2 separate regions of the Homo sapiens genome follow, and region 1 is linked to region 2. A link is an interaction called in ENCODE POLR2A ChIA-PET data of the cell type or tissue named here. Cell type or tissue: GM12878. All regions are shown on one strand. Links, peaks and the distances in the headings refer to the core of each region. The heading gives the core; the rest is flanking DNA.

The links. ChIA-PET counts read pairs that join two places held together with the same protein. Peaks named below come from ENCODE experiments on the same cell type or tissue, not always from the same donor. Only the 100,000 strongest peaks of a DNase experiment are listed, where the experiment ranks them.
Region 1: POLR2A ChIA-PET joins it to region 2 with 8 read pairs; 1 of 35 experiments calls an interaction of 5 or more read pairs at or near these places.

The regions. Positions count from the first base shown.
Region 1 is chr3:178,601,476-178,606,862 of GRCh38, forward strand. All of the region lies in intron 1 of KCNMB2 (potassium calcium-activated channel subfamily M regulatory beta subunit 2), which reads left to right. The region is part of intron 5 of KCNMB2-AS1 (KCNMB2 antisense RNA 1); the gene reads right to left. Among named protein-coding and RNA genes, the nearest start is that of KCNMB2, 68 kb to the left of the region's middle. RefSeq lists an enhancer at 2,590-2,669. In GM12878, for the core only: no CTCF peak of the experiment used is centred there; a DNase peak (open chromatin) is centred at 2,476; H3K27ac peaks cover 639 bases.
Region 2 is chr3:178,520,561-178,525,947 of GRCh38, forward strand. It overlaps KCNMB2-AS1 (KCNMB2 antisense RNA 1), which reads right to left. Exons shown (of 6, transcript NR_126561.1): 6 at 4,907-5,387. Among named protein-coding and RNA genes, the nearest start is that of KCNMB2, 13 kb to the right of the region's middle. In GM12878, for the core only: no CTCF peak of the experiment used is centred there; no DNase peak of the experiment used is centred there; H3K27ac peaks cover 1,865 bases.

The DNA of each region.
Region 1 (5,387 bases), core at 88-5,087, 81 kb after region 2:
AACACAAACCTCTTTGGATAGCATAATCTTGAGGTCAGTGAATATCCCTGTCCACAGCTGACTCAGAAAGAACACTTCTACAAGAAGTATAGAAAAATTAAACATTGCATTACTTTCCTGGCCTTTCCTCAGGAGGGGCCCTCCTTTTGAGTCACAGGGTAAAGGAAGTGTACAGAAAAGTTCCTCATTCTATTTTACCTAGAGGCCTTGGTGGCTTCTCGGATATTCTTAAAGTTACACCACCGCCAATAAATTCTGCATTGTGCTTTGAAAAAGCAGATTACCTAAGATTTCCATGTTAGTACACAGGGTTTCTATCAGAAAGAGTTGAAAACTAACAGTGGCACTCTCAGGCAATTAGCTGGGGCCACAAAGGAACAAAGGCAACAGAAGAAAAGCCATTATGCAAATACCTGGCCAGGAATTGTCTGACCATTTTGAGGAGCCTTGGCAAAGAATTGGAAGAGAGCAGGTAAATTAAAGGGTTTTCTGCCAGACTGAATTATTAGATCTCTCTATAATTAATAACAGGCTTCTGCATGATTTTTCCTCAACAGGTTTATTGACTGCCTTGACATGATAGAGGAGAGAGGTATAAGAAGGATAGATCCAGGATAATACCCTAATATCACCACTCAGATGACTTAGCTGGTATGGCAGAGACCTGGAATATAGGGGAAAGTATGACTTTGGAGAATTAGAAGAGATTGCCAATCTAGGGTAACTATCTCGCCAATCTAGGGTAACTAACTATCTCCTATGCCTATAGAGCAGCATGAACCCAGAGGGATATAGGGCAGAAACCAGAATCATTCATCCCCCTCCCCACAAAAAAATATATATATCGATTTTTTTTGGTGATTTACCTACTATATGCCTGAATAATTCTGATTTAGTTAATAGCTTCAGTGAAATAAAGCTTTAGGAAATAGAATAAACACGGTCCAAATCCTCAGAGAGTTCCTAGAAAATGTGACAGACAAGGAATCAGCAATTACAATAAAGGGGGTCAATAAAAAAATAGCCATTACTGCAGAGTCCTGTGGGACACTTAGGACAAGCCCTACTACAGCTCTGGGTACTGGGAGGTTCGGGGGTGGGGGGGAGGAGTGATATGTAAGCAAAGCCAGAGGGACAAGGAGGAGCCAGCCAGGTGGAAAGGAAGAATGGGAGCAGCAGCAGGTACGAGGGTCCTGCAGCTGGAGAGAGGAGGCAGGGTGAGTAAAGGACTGTAGCTTAGTAGGACAAGTATGAAGTGAGTGGGTTGACGTTGGTGAGGTTCTCATATTTTACAAACACCAAAGCCATCGGGAGGGTAGGACAGACAGCTGAGCCTACCCCCAGCGTTTCTGATGTTATAGTGCTGGTGAATTTGCAATTTGAACAAGTTCCCAGATGACACAGATGCAGCTGGTCTGGGGACCACATACTGAGAACCACTAATGTAGAGAATATATTGGAGTTAGAGATTGGACGGGGTGGGAAGCACATCTTCCAAAACAGGTGGCCATTATAGTAAGAGATAGTGACAGCCTGGATGAGTAACGTGGGAGAGGTGATGGACTGTGATCAAGGTGTAGAACTGAGAGTTCTCAGTGACTAATTGGATATGGCAGGTGATGAGGTCTTTGAAGTGTGTAGTCAGAAGGATTATGTTACTCCCTGGGGCAGGGAAAAAATGAGGAAGAGATGGGACAGAAAAATGGCATTTGGGTCCTGAGGGTGGTGCTTATAAGTCTCATAAGTAGAATGTAATAATCAAGTGTAAGTTATTTCAAATGTATATATCAGATTTACACAAAGCAGGTAGTTAAATATATGTTATTAAGGAGCTAAAAGAAATAGAAAAATGGACAGAGACACAGGTCAGGGATCTGGGAAGGTATGGAGATAGAGATTAAAGCTGTAGAAATAGCCCAGAGAGAACATGTAGATAAAAAGAGAAGCCCTAGAACAAATTTTTGAAAAAAGAAATGGGTCATTTGAGAAATGGGCAAAGGAAGGAAGGAAGAAATGGGCAAAGGAAGGAAAAAAGGAAGACCCAAAAGGTCAGGAGAGGCAATCAGAAGTGCTCAAGAAATGAACAGAATAGAAGAGAACATTTCCAGGAGGAGATGATGCTCTACAACTGCAGAGAGGACCAACAAGAGAGGGTCACAGACATCCATTGTCTTCAGGAACATGGGAGAGTTGAGACCATAGGGAGAGCATGTTAGTTGAATGATAAGCAGGGTAACCAGATGCAGTACTGACGTGATGATACTGTATTCTAGGCAGTGGAGGGTCTGTTGGGAATTGGAAATTCTACTGCTTATTCTCAAGTTTAAGCACCTTCATTCTGTGTTCAGGGACATTTGAAAATTTCATGTCTAGGGGAAAGCAACCATGAAGGCTGGTAAGTGAAACTGACATTGCACATATACTGGTCTAAAAGGAAGAGTATCAGTGACACAGTTCAAAGCCCTGGAGCAAGAGTTCTCACACTGAGGAGACACAGAACCACCCCAAGGCAACTGTGGCAGCCGTTTCCCAGAGACACAGCAGGCTACCCCAACATGGCTCTGCTCACCTCTTTCTCTAAAGGGCATCCTGTTTCTGATCTTAGTCTTTCATCACCTCATACTCAGTGTGTCCTCATTCCCTGCCCACCTCCCCCCAGTACTCTCACCCCTTTGGAACAAAGCAGATGGGAATGCTGTTCCTTGCTAAATAAGCACTGTTTGCAGGTGAGAAAGGAAATTAAACCACAGAACTGACATGCAACTGGAGTGGAGTGAGTTATATGAAGTCCTGATGGACAAAGTCAGATATGATCAAGAGAAATTACAAAATTAATTCCAAAATATGGAAAATAATGCTACAAACAAAGTTTCACAGAGTAAAATTCAATACAAAAAACATGCTGAAAGAAGCAATTGAAGTGGTTTAAAAAAAAAAAAAAGCACACAGTGTAACCCAGAACCATGAATATTTTATAGCATGCAGCCAACAGCATTTCAAAATGTCTGAAATCCACATCATTTTCTCCTCATAACCTAAAATTACCCTATGGTTTTAGTGCAAACATTCAAGTCTGATTTTAAATGGTTTATGAATATTTTTAAATGAACTAAAGAAATATAAATGGAATTTACAAGTTTGGAATTACAAGATTTGGTTTTTAAAATTATGAAAATCCAGAAAAATCTCATTTTCACCAATACCTGCTAGCACTTCCCTTGCCAAATCATTCATCTGATTTATTAGTGACTAATGATACTCATTCTGAAGTTACTTGCCTTGTATGAGAAAGCATAGAATCTGGTCCTGCTGCTGGCTAACTTATTTGACACAAAGTAAATCATTTAAATCAATCAGTTTCCCAGTAAGTAAAATTATTCAATTTGATTAGGCAATCTGTAAGTTCCTGGCTAGCCTAAGAATTCTGAAAACATGACACATTATACTCATAACTGTGATATAATAGCTTATGACCAACAGAATCATAAAACTGATGAAAGCTTAGACAATATTCAATTTGCCCCATTTGTTTTACTGATCTATAAAAAGAAGTCCCCAAAGATTTATGTCTGGCCTAAGGTCAAGTAGTTTTTTTAGGACCTGCTACAGACTGAATGTTTGTGTTCCCCTAAAATTCATATTTTGAAATATTATGGTATTAGGAAGCAAGACCTTTGGTTGGTGATTAGGTTGTGAGGACCAAGACCTCATGAATGGGATTAAAGCCCTTATAAAAGAGCTCTGAAGAGCTCTCTCACCCTCTTTCATCACATGAGGACACAACCAGAAGATGACCAGACACTAAATCTATCAGTGCTTTGATCTAGGACTTCCCAGCCTCTAAAGCTGTGGAGAAATAAATTTCTGTTGTTTATAAAAGCTACTTAGTCTGTGGAATTCTCTTATAGCAGCCCAAACTGACTAAGACAGAAAATTGGTCCCAAGAAGTGAACGTGCTGCTGTAACAAATACCTTAAAACGTATCTTAAAACAGGATAAAGGGTGGAGGCTGAAAGAGTTTGTATGTACATGCTAGGAAAAGTTTGCATTTCCATGAATAGACCTTTAAAGGTGATTCTGGTACAGGCTCAGAAAGAAAAGCAGCATAGAAAGCCTCAGTCTTCCTATGGAATAGCTAAGTATCATGAACAGAATATTGGTAGACATATAAACAGCAAAAGTCAGACAGAAATGAGGAATATTTTATTGGAAACTGGAGGAAAGGTGATCTTTTTTATAAAGTGGCAAATAATTTGGCTGAATAGTGTTTATGTTCTAGTGCTTTGTGGAAGATAGAACTTGCAAGCTTTGATATTTAGCTGAAATAATTCCCAAGCAAAGTGTTAAAAGTACAGCTTGGTGCCCCCTGGCTTCTTACAGTAAAATCTAAGAGGGAAAATGACATAACAATAGAATTGTTAGGCAAAAAGGATCTAAACTTAAAGATTTGGAAAATTTGCAGCCATCCATATTGCAAAAATTGAGAAAAAATGTTTGGAACACTAAGGGTGTGGCCTAGTGACCATTTGATAAGATTTGTGTGGGCATAAACTGTAGATTTAATCAGCCACCCCAGAAGGAATACCACCAGTTTGAACTGAAGGGGAAGGAGATAGGAAGGAATGAAGGGAGGCTGTCAGACTTCTTACGTCTTATAGGACAGGACCAATCTTATAGATACGTTTTATAGTATAGGACCTATTCAGCTGCAAATGTGCACTATTGAAGACAAGGGAAGAAGAACCCCAAAAGCAATTCAAATATCATCAGAGATGCCTCTTCAGTTACAAAAAGTGGAGCCATTGCCTGAGTTTCAACTGGTTAGACAGGTTCTGCCCAAAGCTGTGGGTCCATAGAGAGGTACCTCCCCAACTAGTGGACCTAGAGGGCAGAGCCACAAGCCAAAGAGGATTATTCTGCAGCTGTAAGACCTCATGAAGTTTCCCTTGTAGCCTGGACTTATTTTGAATGTGTTATGCCTTTCTTCTTTCCTATTTCTTTTTTTTTTTTTTTTGTGGAAATTTCTTTCCTTTGTCTGAGCCATCTTTGAATTTTGGAAGTACATAATTTGTTTGGTTTCACAAGCTCACAGCTGGAGAGCAATTTGTCTCTGGATGAATCATACCTTGAGTCTCACCCATCTCTGGGGCTATGATGATCCCTTTAATGTATTTTGCATGTAAGAAGGACATGATTTGGGGGTGGGGGCAGAAGCTGAATAATATAGATTGAATGTTTGCATCCCCCCCACCAAATTCATAAGTTAAAATCCTCATCCCTAATATGATGGTATTAAGAGGTAAGGGGCTTTGGTAGGAGAGTAAGTCACAAGGGCAGAGCCCTTACAAATGGGATTTGAGCTATAGAGAAAGCTTCAATCTCGGGAA
Region 2 (5,387 bases), core at 195-5,194:
ATTGACTCTCAGCAGAATATGTAGAGGGAGGGGAAGTTGAACCAAATTCCCAGCACTCACATGGGTCTATCTGAAGCCAAGTGAATTCTGTGACCTTCTATCAAGGGAAGCAAGAGTGGGAAATTCCTTTGGAATTACTCAATAAAGCTCTTATACAGACAGCCTAATTTGGTCAAATGCCACCTGCATATATAAATATAATGAATCCTATATAGTTTTGGGAGAGAACTAAAGAGGCAGTCAGCATCCAGTTTTGAAAAAGGATGCTGCGATTATTCTACATGCTTTCCATTTCGTTGTAACCTGCCATATTTCCGTCTTTGAAGGATTACTAAAGCCTTGGTTATGCCCAGAAGAAAAATCACTTTTATTATCCTTTTTAGAGTGCTCTATATTCTTTATGTGACAAATAATTTTTTAAAACAGTATTTAAATGTACTAAATTAAATATATCATGTGACCTATATGTATACATTGAATATGTCAAAATGAGCAGAAGCAACTTTAGCAGCTTCGTTCTGCATATCGTTTTACATTTTATCAAATGCTCTCTTATTTGGTTCTCACTATAACCTTCTGAGGTGGGGATACATATTAGTATCCTTGTATTAGAAGTGGGAAAGGTGAATGTACATGACTTTCCAAGGTGACATTCAAAATTACTCCATGCAAAATTCAAAAACAGCAGCCATGATACTGAAATCCACATTTCCCAACTATAAATACAGTGCTCTTGCTTCCAAGCCAGGCTTCCAGAGAAATATCACCAAAGTGGCTGAGCGCAGTGGCTTACACCTGTAATCCAAGCACTTTGGGAGGCCGAGGCGGGTGGATCACGAGGTCAGGAGTTTGAGACCAGCCGGGCCAAGATGGTGAAACCCCGTCTCTACTAAAAATACAAAAATTACCTGGGCGTGGTGACACACACCTATAATCCTAGCTACTCCGGAGGCTGAGGCAGGAGAATCACTTGAACCCGGGAGGAGGAGGTTGCAGTGAGCCAAGATCATGCCATTGCACTCCGGCCTGGGCAACAAGAGTGAAACTCCGTCTTAAAAAAAAAAAAAAAAGAAATATCACCAAAGATTGCTTATTAGAATTTTCCCTAGCACTGGTCTTCTGCATTCTTTAAGAACTCACCAGCATGGATATAAAGAGTTCAAATGAAGGTGGTAGTTGGTCAGTCGGGCTACATGTCTCTACTGAGCACCTGTTAATTTCTAAGCAACTGCTAATAGTGTTAATAAATGAGACTATGGAAGTAAAGGACATATACAACCTAACCTCACCTCTAGACATACAAACAATTGTAATTAAATGTGGTATATTATAAAATACTGACATGAATAAAGGAAAAAATCACAGCTTATTCTGGGTGGGGTCAGGTAAGGCTTCCCTGAGAATATGGTACTTGAAATGAGTTTTGAAGTTGGAGGAGTGTGGCCTTAATTTCCATACGGTACATTTTACATGCCCAAATATATAGGACAACTGAGTATAAGTTATACCAATTATTAAAATTTTTGCAAGTTGACTGGAATTAGGAGAAAGCAATTAAATATAAGCTACTAATTGTGAAGCATATTAGCTATTCTTCATTCCCCTTGTAGAAGTAGCATCTGGAACAGACGTGTTAAGGAACGGTCAGCCAGACCCTCAACAATTTGATAACTAATGGCCAGACAAATGAAGGGGATGACAGAGTCATGTTTACAGGATAATGAGAAAATCTTTCACATCTGGGACATGTAACAATGGCAGATGGCAAAGGCTAGAGTGAGAGACAAAAAAAAAAATACCTACAGGAAGTGGCAAGTTCTAGCAGCTGCAGAATCAAGCTCACCTACTGAACTCTTTTGAGTTCATTCAAAAGAAATTTTCCCCTTGACAGCCTCGAAATCAGTAGTTAAAAACATGCATACTGCACAAGCAATGATTGTCAAGTGTTCACTGAATCATCAGCCAGCAAAACACCATAGCAAAACACTAGAGAATTTGTATAAAACACCACGTAAAAGGTGAAGACTTCTTCTGGATCACTGAACAGGGCTTCTGGAACATCTCCTCTGCCCCCATGCTCATCCCATTCTTTCAGGACACAATGGCAAGAACAAAGGAATGGGCAAGTAATCTAGCAGATACAGACACAAGTGGCAGTTCATGACGCAGAACACGAGTAAAATCCATTACTAGCACCATTTGTCAGGTGTGCATATGGGTCATAAAACAAAAGAACATAATTCATCCATCCACAAAGAGACAAGTTTTGTCATCATCATGAGTGGGCATCTCAGCAGGAAGTAACCACCATTGCTGTTACTAGGGGTAGTAAAAGCAAGGCAACAGAGGCTTTAGTGTTTGTGGATTGTTCATCTCTTTGTACATTGATTCAGTTAACTTTTATTACACATGTTCTATGTGTCAGGCACAGAGCTAGATACTGGGTATGCAAAGGGAAATGAACCTTATTTCTGTGCTGAAGCAGCATTTCTTATGAGCAATACATGGGCATCTATGGGAGGGCAGGAGTAGGTCTTAAAAATGAGACATACCCCAGATGAAAAAGAGAGGAGAAGCATGAGCAGTCATGGAAGGGAAAGAGGGCAGCATGAGCACAAGCAGAGAGGGAAGAAAACATCAAACATGGGCGCTAGACAAAGATCTCAATGGACAGTGACCTATGAGTAATACAGTGAAGAAAATGAAGCTCCAAAAGGAGGCAGGGCCATGCAAGAATGCCTTCACATGTCAGGAAGCTTGAACTTCTTAATAGACCAGTGCAGAACCAATCAAGAGTTTTGAGCTAAGCATCCCTAACTAATTTATTATTTTAATTGAAATTTCCTTAGAGTTTTACATTTAGAATATTTGCTGTTGGATTTTGGAAAACAGTCTTTATTATATTTAAATTGTCTTTCTTTGTTCTTTCTTTTATTTTACTTAATATGTTATTAGGACTGGATGTTGACTTTTATCAAATGCCTTTTAATGTCTTTTAACAAGATAATATGACTTTTCCCCTTGAATTTGTTGAAAGCTTATATTGATAGATTAATAGATGTTGCATTTCTTGAATAAATCCTAGTTTGACACAATATATTATTACTTTTTCCGAAGTAACTTTATTCTGGTTTGGTACTAAAGTTATTCTGACTTTATAAAAATCAAATTAAATGATTTACTCATTTTTTATGATCTGGATTAGAAATAGCTTTACAATTAACTATTCTTTAAAGTTTAGGTAAAATTTCAGCTGTGAACACATCTGATCTTTTATGTGATGACTGGTTTATTAGCATGTTTGTTATCTAAGTTTTCAAATGTTTTATTTTATTACAACTGTAATGTATATGTTTACAGTTATATCTTCCTTCTATATTTATATCTTCCTTCTAATTGATGTCATGTATTTTTGCTCATTGTGTTTTCTTTAATCATGCTCAGAGTATATCTATTTCATTAGTTTTTTTAAGGTTTTAGATTAATTTGTCTTTTCTTTCATTTCATTTTTTCCTATTCTATTAATTTCTACTTCTTTTTAAAAATTGCTTTTCTAATCTTTTCAGATGTATAGTACTAGCTTTACTTTCTCATCTTTCTTTTTTAATAGTACAGGCATTTGGAGTTGTATATTTTAGGAGTAGTAAGTTACAGAATAAAGAGTCTCCCTTTGTAGTTCTTAGATAAATAATAATTTCCATTTGACTTTCCCTTTCTACAATGGTAATTCAAGAGTGCTTTTTAAAATTTTATTTCTAAGAAATAACCTTTCTTTAGTCACCTCTCATTTTCCTCTGTCACAAATTATACTTGATAGAAGACCATGGCTCATGGCTCACACCCAACTTTTAAAAATTTGTAAGGTTTTCCTTTGTTAGTCAAGTACATAATTATCACCATTATTATTATTACTATGATTATTTTGTAATTGTGATTCTCTATTTGAAAGATGGAAGCTTTTTACAAATTCTTACCGATGTATGATACTCTTCAATTGCTTTATGATTTTACTAATTTTTTGCATATTTAATCTGTCCAATTCTTAGAGAGAGCTATCACTTCCTTAAATTAGTGTTACCTATTATAACTTTTTAAAAGTTCTCAAATTTTTAATTGTTTTTGCTTTATGTATTTAGCTAGTTGATGTTTTTTAATTGGTGGGTAAATATAGGTTTATGATTATCATTGCTTCAAGTAGTATCAGTTTTATCATTATATAATATTTTTTATCCTCTATAGTGCTTTTAAGTTTAAATATATCAGCTGCCACTAATATTATAACTTTCTATTAGCTTGCATTTGTATGATACCTCTTTTTTCACCTCTTTATCTTCAATCTTTGTTCACCTTTATCTTATTTTCTTTTAAATAGCATATACATGGGTTAAATTTGCTTTAACCCAATCTGACGTCTCAGTCTTTCAAAGGGAAAATTCTGCCTACAAATGATATAGTAACCATTGTACTTGATTTTATGTCTTCCTTTACACTTTATTTTAATTATTTATTTTATATTACTTCTTTTTTTTTTCTTTCCCTTATCTTTGCTGATCATGCTATTATCTATTGTGGTTTTTCTTTTTTTTTTTTTCTTGTTAATTTGGGACTTTTATGGTACTATTCCATCAATGATTATCTTTTCTCACACTATTTTTGAACATTAAATGCACATTTTCACACCAGAACACACTATACAACCAAGATGCTATATTTCTTCTCAATGTGCTCCCTCTCCTGTCCTCTGTAATATGAGATCTTAAATGCTTGGCCTTCTCCTCCTTTCCCCAGATAGGAATCCTTTGGAAGGATTTTTACTTATCCCCTCCCCTAGCCTGGCTCCTAGTTTTTGCTGAGTCAGCCTAGAACTCTTGTTCCAAGTTTTTAAAAATAATAATCTGAATTCCTCTTTCAGTAAGACTATTTATTCTACTTCAAGAGTCCTTACAGAGCACTGTTGCCACATGTTGCCAGCCAGCCTTTTCCTATCCAACGTTTGTGTATGTGTCTGTGAGTGTGAACGTGTGTACCAAGTGTCATTGATCGTCATGTATTCTTTTCATCAGCCTCCATCAGTTGTTTGATTCTTTCAACAAATCTTCCTTTAGTAAACAAGACCTATTGGAGTACTGCTCTTTTAAGACTATGATGAGAAAATTCAATAAATCTTGCTTACAACAGGTTTCCAGCTTTACCTCTTCTCAGAGAAAATAATATACTGTCTCTTTCTTAAACTTTTTCTTCTTCTGCCCCTGTAGCTCTTGTTTTTAGCTGTTCAGTTGTTTGGATTAAATCCTCAAGTCTCTTGTCTTTTTCTGATTCTTTACATTTTTGCTCTGTGCCTCAAAATGTATCTTGCACTTGATCTTCACCTCAACAGTGACCAGCTT